2 separate regions of the Homo sapiens genome follow, and region 2 is linked to region 1. Evidence: read pairs that join two places in POLR2A ChIA-PET (ENCODE). Cell type or tissue: Panc1. All regions are shown on one strand. Each heading gives the region's core, and the rest is flanking DNA. Links, peaks and the distances in the headings are about the cores only. Region 1 has its middle 30 kb from the start of NFKBIA. Region 2 overlaps PSMA6 (proteasome 20S subunit alpha 6).

The links. ChIA-PET counts read pairs that join two places held together with the same protein. Peaks named below come from ENCODE experiments on the same cell type or tissue, not always from the same donor. Only the 100,000 strongest peaks of a DNase experiment are listed, where the experiment ranks them.
Region 2: POLR2A ChIA-PET joins it to region 1 with 10 read pairs; 14 of 35 experiments call an interaction of 5 or more read pairs at or near these places.

Annotation. Positions count from the first base shown.
Region 1 is chr14:35,372,370-35,376,761 of GRCh38, forward strand. No RefSeq gene overlaps it. Among named protein-coding and RNA genes, the nearest start is that of NFKBIA, 30 kb to the right of the region's middle. RefSeq lists an enhancer at 4,214-4,392. In Panc1, for the core only: no CTCF peak of the experiment used is centred there; a DNase peak (open chromatin) is centred at 2,122; H3K27ac peaks cover 2,417 bases.
Region 2 is chr14:35,314,858-35,319,249 of GRCh38, forward strand. PSMA6 (proteasome 20S subunit alpha 6) reads left to right here. Exons shown (of 7, transcript NM_002791.3): 7 at 2,392-2,636. The coding sequence ends at 2,449. PRORP-PSMA6 (PRORP-PSMA6 readthrough) reads left to right here. Exons shown (of 15, transcript NR_182666.1): 15 at 2,392-2,614. Among named protein-coding and RNA genes, the nearest start is that of PSMA6, 25 kb to the left of the region's middle. In Panc1, for the core only: no CTCF peak of the experiment used is centred there; no DNase peak of the experiment used is centred there.

The DNA of each region.
Region 1 (4,392 bases), core at 287-4,286:
GGCCTTGCTCAGACCAGATCCTTGGCTGCCAGTGGGCAAGAGGAGACCATAAGGAATGCGTCCAGCTGGACCCTGGGCCCACCCCTGTTGCTGCCTGCTGGAGGGTGGGTCATGGAATTCTCACCAGGAGCTTGGTTGTTCAGACTGCACAACAATGAGGCTGGGCCAGGACACGGTGGCTCACACCTGTAATCCCAGCACTTTGGGAGGCAAAGGCAGGAGGATTGCTTGAGCCAAGGAGTTCTAGACCAGCCTGGGCAACATAGTGGGACCCTGTGTCTACAATGCCAGGTGTGGTGGCATGCACCTGTAGTCCCAGCTACTCAGGAGGCTGAGATAGGATAATTGCTTGAGCCTGCAAGGTTGAGGCTGCCACAGTGAGACATGATTGCACCACTGCACTCCAGCCTGGGAGATGGCGTGTGACCCTGTCTCAAACAAAACAAAAACAATGAGGCTGGAAGGCAAGCCAAGGTGCAGGACTAGCAAGCCAGAAACAGTAGTAACTAGTGCCTTCCCCTCATCAGGATATCAGAGGCCTGGGGCACTGAGCAGTCAGAACTAAAAGTTCCCATTGAGACAAAGTGGACTTTTGAAGCAGACCATTTGGGCAGAAAGTCAACACTGTGTATGCAGCTGGCCCCTCTTTTCCCAGGGAAGGGTCCTGGCCAGCAGTCTTTCCTGCGTCTATGAATGGAGCCTTTAGCAAATAGAAAGGGCAGGTTCTGGACCAGGTGTGGTGGCTCATGCCTGTAATCCCAGAATTTTGGGAGGCACAGGCAGGAGGATTGCTTGAGCCCAAGAGTTCAAGACCAGCCTGGGCAACATAGTGTAGACCTCATATCTAAAAAAAAAAAAAAAGAAAAAGAAGAAAAAAGAAAGAGAAAGAGAGAAAGAGAAAGAAAAAGAAAGAAAGGAAGGAAGGAAGAAAGAAAGAAAGAGAAAGAAAGAAAGAAAGAGAAAGAAAAGAAAAGAAAAGAAAAGAAAAGGGAGGGAGGGAGAGAGGCCAGGCGCGGTGACTCATGTCTGTAATCCTAGCACTTTGGGAGGCTGAGGCAGGCAGATCACGAGGTGGGTGGATCACGAGGTCAGGAGTTCGAGACCAGCCTGACCAACATGGTGAAACTCCGGCTCTACCAAAATTACAAAAATTAGCCAGGCGTGGTGGTGTGCGCCTGTAATCCCAGCTACTCAGGAGGCTGAGGCAGGAGAATCGCTTGAACCCGGAAGGCGGAGGTTGCAGTGAGCAGAGATTGTGCCATTGCACTCCAGCCTGGGTGACAGAGTGAGACTCTGTCTCAAAAAAAAAAAAAGAAAAAAGAAAGAGATAGAGGACAGGCGCGGTGGCTCACGCCTATAATCCCAGCACTTTGGGAAGCTGAGGCAGGTGGATCACCTGAGACCAGGAGTTCGAGACCAGCCTGGCCAATACGGTGAAACCCCATTTCTACTAAAAATACAAAAATTAGCCGGGCGTGATGGCACGTGCCTGTGATCCCAGCTACTCAGGAGGCTGAGGCAGGAGAATTGCTTGAACCTGGGAGGTGTAGGTTGCAGTGAGCTGAGATCGTGCCACTGCACTCCAGCCTGGGCAACAAGAGTGAAACTCCGTCTCAAGAAAAAAAAAAAAAAAGAGAGAGAGAGAGAAAGAGACAGGTTCTGTTTCAAAGCCCCCTGTGCTGCACCTGAAGGAGTCCCAGCTGTTAACACCTATGTCTCCCTACCTTCTGTGATATTGACTAGGCTACCATTTTTTTTTTTTTTTTGAGACAGGGTCTCGCTCTGTCACCCAGGCTGGAGTGCGGTGGCACAATCTCAGCTCACTGCAGCCTCTATCTCCCAGGTTCAAGCAATTCTCCTGCATCAGCCTCCCAAGTAGCTGGGACTACAGTCATGTACCACCACACCCAGCTAATTCTTTTAATTCTTTTGTATTTTTTGTAGAGATGGGGTTTCACCATGTGACCCAGGCTGGTTTCGAACACTTGAGCTCAAGTGATCCTCCCTCCTTGGCCTCCCGAAGTGCTAGGATTACAGGCATGAGCCAACACACCCGGCCTGCACTCATTTCTTAATCAAGGAAAAATGAATATAAAAGGAGGCTTGGGAAATCTAGGAAGCTCATTACAGGAATTCCTCATAGAGGTGACTCAGCACTTCATTTCACAAGGAGGACCAGAAGTGTCGCAAACACAGTGTTCTTCCCTTTAAAGAGTCAGATCGAACCAAGATCTCCCTGCGTAACTCTCTCTGCAGGAGACCCGGGCTCAGTTACAAAAGACTCTGGGTTGGCAGAAACAGTGCTCCCACTTTTTCAGAAGTGATTGGGTCTGGAATGGCTGAATTACATGATGTGCTTCTGCGAGAGGATGGCAGACTAGCTGGGGCCAGGTAGCCAGGGCTACCTGAAACACCAGGAAATAACTATTAGTTCATCTCATGAACCAGACACAATAGTGCTAACAGAAAATTTGCCTCTAAATAGGTCATAAAATCCCAGCCAAACTTTCGCACACAGCATGATCAATGGCATCCTAGTTTTTTATTAATATTCATTATTAATTTAATATTGATATTATTAATATTCATTTGAGCTTATAAATGTATATAAAATGTATATGAACACTATAGTCAAGAAATTGAAAGGATGGAATGTCTTTATAGTAGCTTGTTTTGCCAAATTACCTAAGGGTTTTTTTGTTTGTTTGTTTGTTTGTTTTTGAGGCGGAGTCTTGCTCTCTCGCCAGGCTGGAGGGCAGTGGCACAATCCTGGCTCACTGCAACCTCTGCCTCCCGGGTTCAAGCGATTCTCTTGCCTCAGCCTCCCAAGTAGCTGGGACTACAGGTGCACGCCACCATGCCCAGCTAATTTTTGTATTTTTAGTAGAGCTGGAGTTTCACCATGTTGGCCAGGCTGGTCTCGAACTCTTGACCTCGTGATCTGCCCGCCTCGGCATCCCAATGTGCTGGGATTACAGGTGTGAGCCACTACACCTGGCCAAGTTTTTTTTTTTTTTTTTAAAGTACTTTCCAGGCCGGGTGAGGTGGCTCACACCTGTAATCCCAGCACTTTGAGAGGCCAAGGCAGGTGGATCATGTGAGGTCAGGAATTCGAGACCAGTCTGGCCAACATGGTGAAACCCCATCTCTATTAAAAATGCAAAAATTAGCTGGGCATGGTAGCACATGCCTGTAATCCCAGCTACTCAGGAGGCTGAGGCAGGAGAATCACTTGAACCTGGAAGGCAGAGGTTGCACTGAGTGGAGATCATGTCATTGCACTCCAGCCTGGGGAACAAAGAGCAACACTTCATCTCAAAAAAAAAAAAAAAAAAAAGGTACTTTCCCAGATGTCATGCCTTCCTTACCAATGCTGTAATTTTCCTAATTTCACGCACAGCTCACATATGGTATATTTCAGCCAGCGAGAGCTCAACTAACTGCAGAACATCCAGCACTGCATGTCATATCGTGTCACCCACTTGCTGAGGGCAAGCCCAGCATGGTTTGGTCTGAAGCTGACTTGAAGAGCTGAGAGTTCAAGACTTGTCACTGGGTCCCAAAAAGGCCCTGTGAGCCTGGAGGCAGAGCCCAGTCCTGTCTCAACCACCAGGCTCAGGACTGGGGGCTTTCCCGAGGATAGAGTCACACGCGCGCGCACACACACACACACACACACACACACACATTCATTCTGTTCGATGGTGGAGCTCCTTCCTTATGGAGAGACACTTTTCAATAAAAAGAACATATAGGTTGCTTCTCCTGCAAGCTGCACTGGCCTTCCGCTAGCCCCAGAACCTCTCCTATCCAGGCAGTCCCTCTCTGGGCTGGGAGTCACCAGCACTGTTCTTAAGAGCTCCCTGGCATTACTTTTCCCAATGACTGGAAGTTCTTGATAGCAGGAGCTATGACTGGCTTTTTGAAGTTTCTTACAGCACTTTTAAAGAAATATATACTTTAAAAAGTAACCCAATGAGCAGCAGGCACTTTATTTAATTTTAAAGTAGCTTCTAATCCTGGTTTGTGGTATAGGCATGCATTTTACAAAGTCTCGATTACGATGAACATCTTCCTTTGTATTTTAATTTCTGCCTTAGCATCCTACTGCGTCCACATTCCCATGTGTTTCAGTTACCTATTGCTGTGTAATAAACCAGCCAAAAACTCAGTGGCTTAAAACAACCTTGATTGTTTCTCATGATCCTGTGCGTTGGCAGGGAGGTTCTTTGGCTTCACGAGTATTGCTCATGTGCCTGCACTGAGCTGGGAGCTCTGTCCTTCTTCCTGTGCTGGCTAGCCAGGACTTCCTTACTGCATGGCAACCAGGCTTGGAGGGAGTGATCTGAGAGAACAGACATAAGGTGCAAGCGCTTATCAAGGCTCATCTTG
Region 2 (4,392 bases), core at 220-4,219, 58 kb before region 1:
TATGAGTTACTGATATATGTCAGACCCTTATCTAGAGATCTTTGGAAAGCCCAAATTTTGAATACAGCTAATTGACTTGCAGTTGCTGGATGTGTGTGTGTGTGTGTGTGTGTGTGTGTGTGTGTGTTCTTACTCACTAAGTGACTAACTCCCACACATCAGCCTTATAGCTTCCATGATTCAAATCCATACTGAGTGCTTCGTATAATCAGCTCATTTAATCCTCCCAGCAGCCCTGTGAGGCAGTTGATATACCATGGACCAGGATGCTCTTATCTTTAATGAAAATACTGCAGTTAAATCGACAGATACAAGGAACTACTGGGAGGCATTTTAACTATTATGTGTATCTATTCTTAGATCACAACCATAAAGACACATGGTCTTGGTTGTGGTGTGGGGTACGGGAGTGGTAAACTAAGCTTAACTAGACCTTGAAGAGGTTTTTCGTTTGTTCTTTTTTTTCCTAATTTGTTCTTTTGGTTGCCCACAGATAAGTCATATAAACATGACAGATTCAGAAAAATTCATAGGACTTTAAAAAAAAAAAAACAGCTGGGTGCTGTGGCATGCATCTGTAGTCTCAGCTCCTCAGGAGGCTGAGGCAAGAGGATGGCTTGAGCCTTGGAGTTGAAAGCTGTAGTGCGCAATGATAGTGCCTGTGAATAGCCACTGCACTCTAGCCTGGGTAACATAGTGAGACCTCATCTGTTAAAAAAACAACCGACAACACCAAAAGCGAATCTATCCTAGCTTTTCTTCCCGTAGGAAGAAGTCTTGTAACTTGGGTTGGGGTAGGGGTGAGGGGTGGGGGCAGGGATCAAGTTGCTTTTGAAAAAGGTGCCTTTTTTTTTTTTAAGTAAAAATTTCAGCAAGAATAATCTTAAAATCTCTCTAAGGAACCTACAATTAGTTCTTGTTTTCTTTTCTGTTTGGAGACCTTCCTGCCACCTTTAAAATTGTATTTGTTATTTTTTAAATTGGTAAGGAATCAAAAATCTTGTCTTCAAAAAACTTTGTATCATTTATAAATTCTGTGATAGTAAATATATGTAAATAATTACAGTACATAGCATAAGCATCAACAACTATTTAAACTGCTTGATATTGCCTTCAGTTGCACTAAAAAATGTCCTTTTGACAAATTTCACTTTTTAGAAGTCTAGTAGTAATAGGTCACATTAACAAGGTTGCCAAACAATTGCTTCCTTTCGAGGCAAACATCATTTAGAAAATACATGTTCAGGGCCACACATGGTGGCTCACACCTGTAATCCCAGCACTTTGGGAGGCCAAAGTGGACAGATCACTTGAGGTCAGGAGTTTGAGACCAGCCTGGCCAACATGGTGAAACCCCATCTCTACTAAAAATACAAAAATTAGCCAGATGTGGTGGTGGACGCCTGTAATCCCAGCTGCTTGGGAGGCTGAGGCAGGAGAATTGCTTGAGCCTGGGAGGCGGAGGTTGCAGTGAGCCAAGATTGTGCCACTGCACTCCAGCCTGGGCGACAGGGTCAGACTCCATCTCAAAAAAAAAAAAAAAAAAGAGAAAGGAAATATATGTTCAACATGGAGCACTCTCTGGCTGGTAGACTATTCATAGAATTATAACTTTATTTTCATGAACTTCTGAATCTGAACACTTTAATATGCTTAAAATTTCTTCATGAATTTTTATCTTTGAGCTGACATAAATTTCAGTTATACTACATATAAATGTATTTTGACGGCTGGGCAAGGTGGCTCACGCCTGTAATCCCAGCACTTTGGGAGGCTGAGGCAGGCGGGTCACGAGGTCAGGAGTTCCAGACCAGCCTGTCCAATATGGTGAAACCCCATCTCTACTAAAAATAGAAAAATTAGCTGGGCATAGTGGCACATGCCTGTAGTCCCAGCTACTCAGGAGGCTGAGGCAGAAGAATCGTTTGAACCTGGGAGGCAGAGCTTGCAGTGAGCCGAGATCACGCCACTGCACTCCAGCCTGGGTGACAGAGCAAGACTCTGTCTCAAAAAAAATAAAAAATAAATGCATTTTGACATAGAAGCTAAATAGAATACTTTATAGTTTAGCTTTATTTATGTTATTCAATTGAAATATTTTCTATCTTAGCTGCAACTAAAGAATTTTATTTTCAAGATACAATTCTAAATCTGATGTCAAAGTAAACATTTTTGTGTATAGGTGAAGGTGGTATAATATCTGGGAATTCCTTCAAAATAATCTGAGGGAAGATAAGTGTGTGTATAGATTTTTTAAAGATTGGTTTATAAATTGATAATTGTTAAAGTAGGTTGATAGGTATATGGGAGTTTATTATACTATCCCACTTTTACGTGTGTTTGAAAAAATTTTTTTTAAATCGTTGTTTTTTTCCCCCTTTTGCCTTCTAGGATTCTTACAGAAGCAGAGATTGATGCTCACCTTGTTGCTCTAGCAGAGAGAGACTAAACATTGTCGTTAGTTTACCAGATCCGTGATGCCACTTACCTGTGTGTTTGGTAACAACAAACCAACATCATGGAGGTCCCTGGATTGAAAAAGGAGCCTCTCCCACTCCTCCTACCACCGAAGTGGTTAGGACTCTATATAAATAAAAACAAGGCTTTTGGAAAATAATTGCATCCTGTTGTTTTCACCTCCTATTTTAAAATTTATTTTTGACACCTAATGTACATATTTATGGGGTGCAATGTGATGTTTCGATACATGTATACATTATAATGATCAAATTAGGGTGATTAGCATATCCATCACCTGAAACACGGTGTTTTTGTGGTGAGAACATTTAAAATCCTCTCCTCTAGCTATTTTGAGGTACACAATACCTTATTAGTTTTTTGTTTTTTAAAACAAGATCTTGCTCTATTGCCCAAGCTAGAGTGCAGTGCCATGATTATGGCTCACTGCAGCCTTGAACTCCCTTGTTAAGTAATCCTCTCACCTCAGCCTCCTTAGTAGCTGGTACTACAGGTGTACACCATTGTACCCAGCTAATTTTATTATTTTTTTGTAGAGTTGGGGTCTTACTATGTTGCGTGGGCTGGTCTCAGACTCCTGGCTAGCATTAAGCGATCCTTCTGCCTCAGTCTCCCAACATGCTGGGGTTACAGGCATGAGCCACAGTGCCTGGGTCCACAGTACCTTACTGTTGACTGTAGTCACTCTGCTGTGCAATAGGATACCAAATCTTACTCCTTTTTTCTCTTTTTTGAGACAGGTACTTGATCTCACCCAGGCTGGAGTGCAGTGGCAGGCGTGCTCATAGCTCACTGCAACCTTAAATACCTGGGGTTAAGCAGTCCTCCCACCTTAGCCTCCCAAGTAGCTAAGACTACAGACATGCATCACCAGGCCTGGCTAATTTTTTATCTTTTAAAATATTGACATAGGGGTCTCCCTATGTCACCCAGGCTAGTCTTAAACTCCTGGCCTCGAACAGTCCTATCTCAGGCTCCCAAAGTGCTGGGATTACAGGTGTAAGTCACTGCACTGGGCCCCTCCTGTCTAATTGTAACTTTTTAGCTGTTCACCACCTTCTCCCCATCCCTCCCACTACCACCTCCAGTCCCTGGTAACCACTGTTCTATGTACTATTCACTACTTATAGATCAACGTTTTTAGACTTGGCATGTAAGTGAAAATGTGGCATTTGTCTTTCTGTATCTGGCTTATTTTCACTTAATGTATTGTCCTCTAGGTTCATTCATGTTATAAATAACAGGATTTCATTCTTTTTAATAGCTGAATAGTGTTCCTTTGTGTATATATATCACATTTTCTTTATCCATTCATTCACTTTGAACACTTAAGTCAGTTATATCTTGGCTATTGTGTATAGTCCTGCAATAAACATGGGATTGCAGATACCTCTTCAACATACGGATTTCACTTCCTTTGAATACATACCAAGGAGTGCAGTTGTTGGGTCATAGAGTAATTCTGTTTAATTTTTTTAGGAACGTTCATACTGTTTTCCATAATGGCTGTACTCATGTACATTTCCCTTAATTGTAAGGGTTCCCTTTTCTCTGCATCCTCAACACTTCTTATGTTTTGTCTTTTTGATAATAGTTATTCTAACTAGTGAGGTGATGTCTCATTGTGGTTTGCCTCCAATTTTAAGTATTAAGCCTTTGGTATATGCAGACAAATATTCACCATCTTCACATTGTAGCTTTAGTCATTTTGTTGACACTGGTACAAGTTTACTTGGCTTAAGACATTTCATAGCCAGCACCAGGCGTGCTGGCTCACACCTGTAACCCCAACACTTCGGGAGGCTTAGCCGGGCAGATCACTTGAGCTCAGGAGTTCAAGACCAGCCTGGGCAACAAGGTGAAACCCTGTCTCTACCAAAAATATAAAAACTTAGCATGCACATCTGTGGTCCC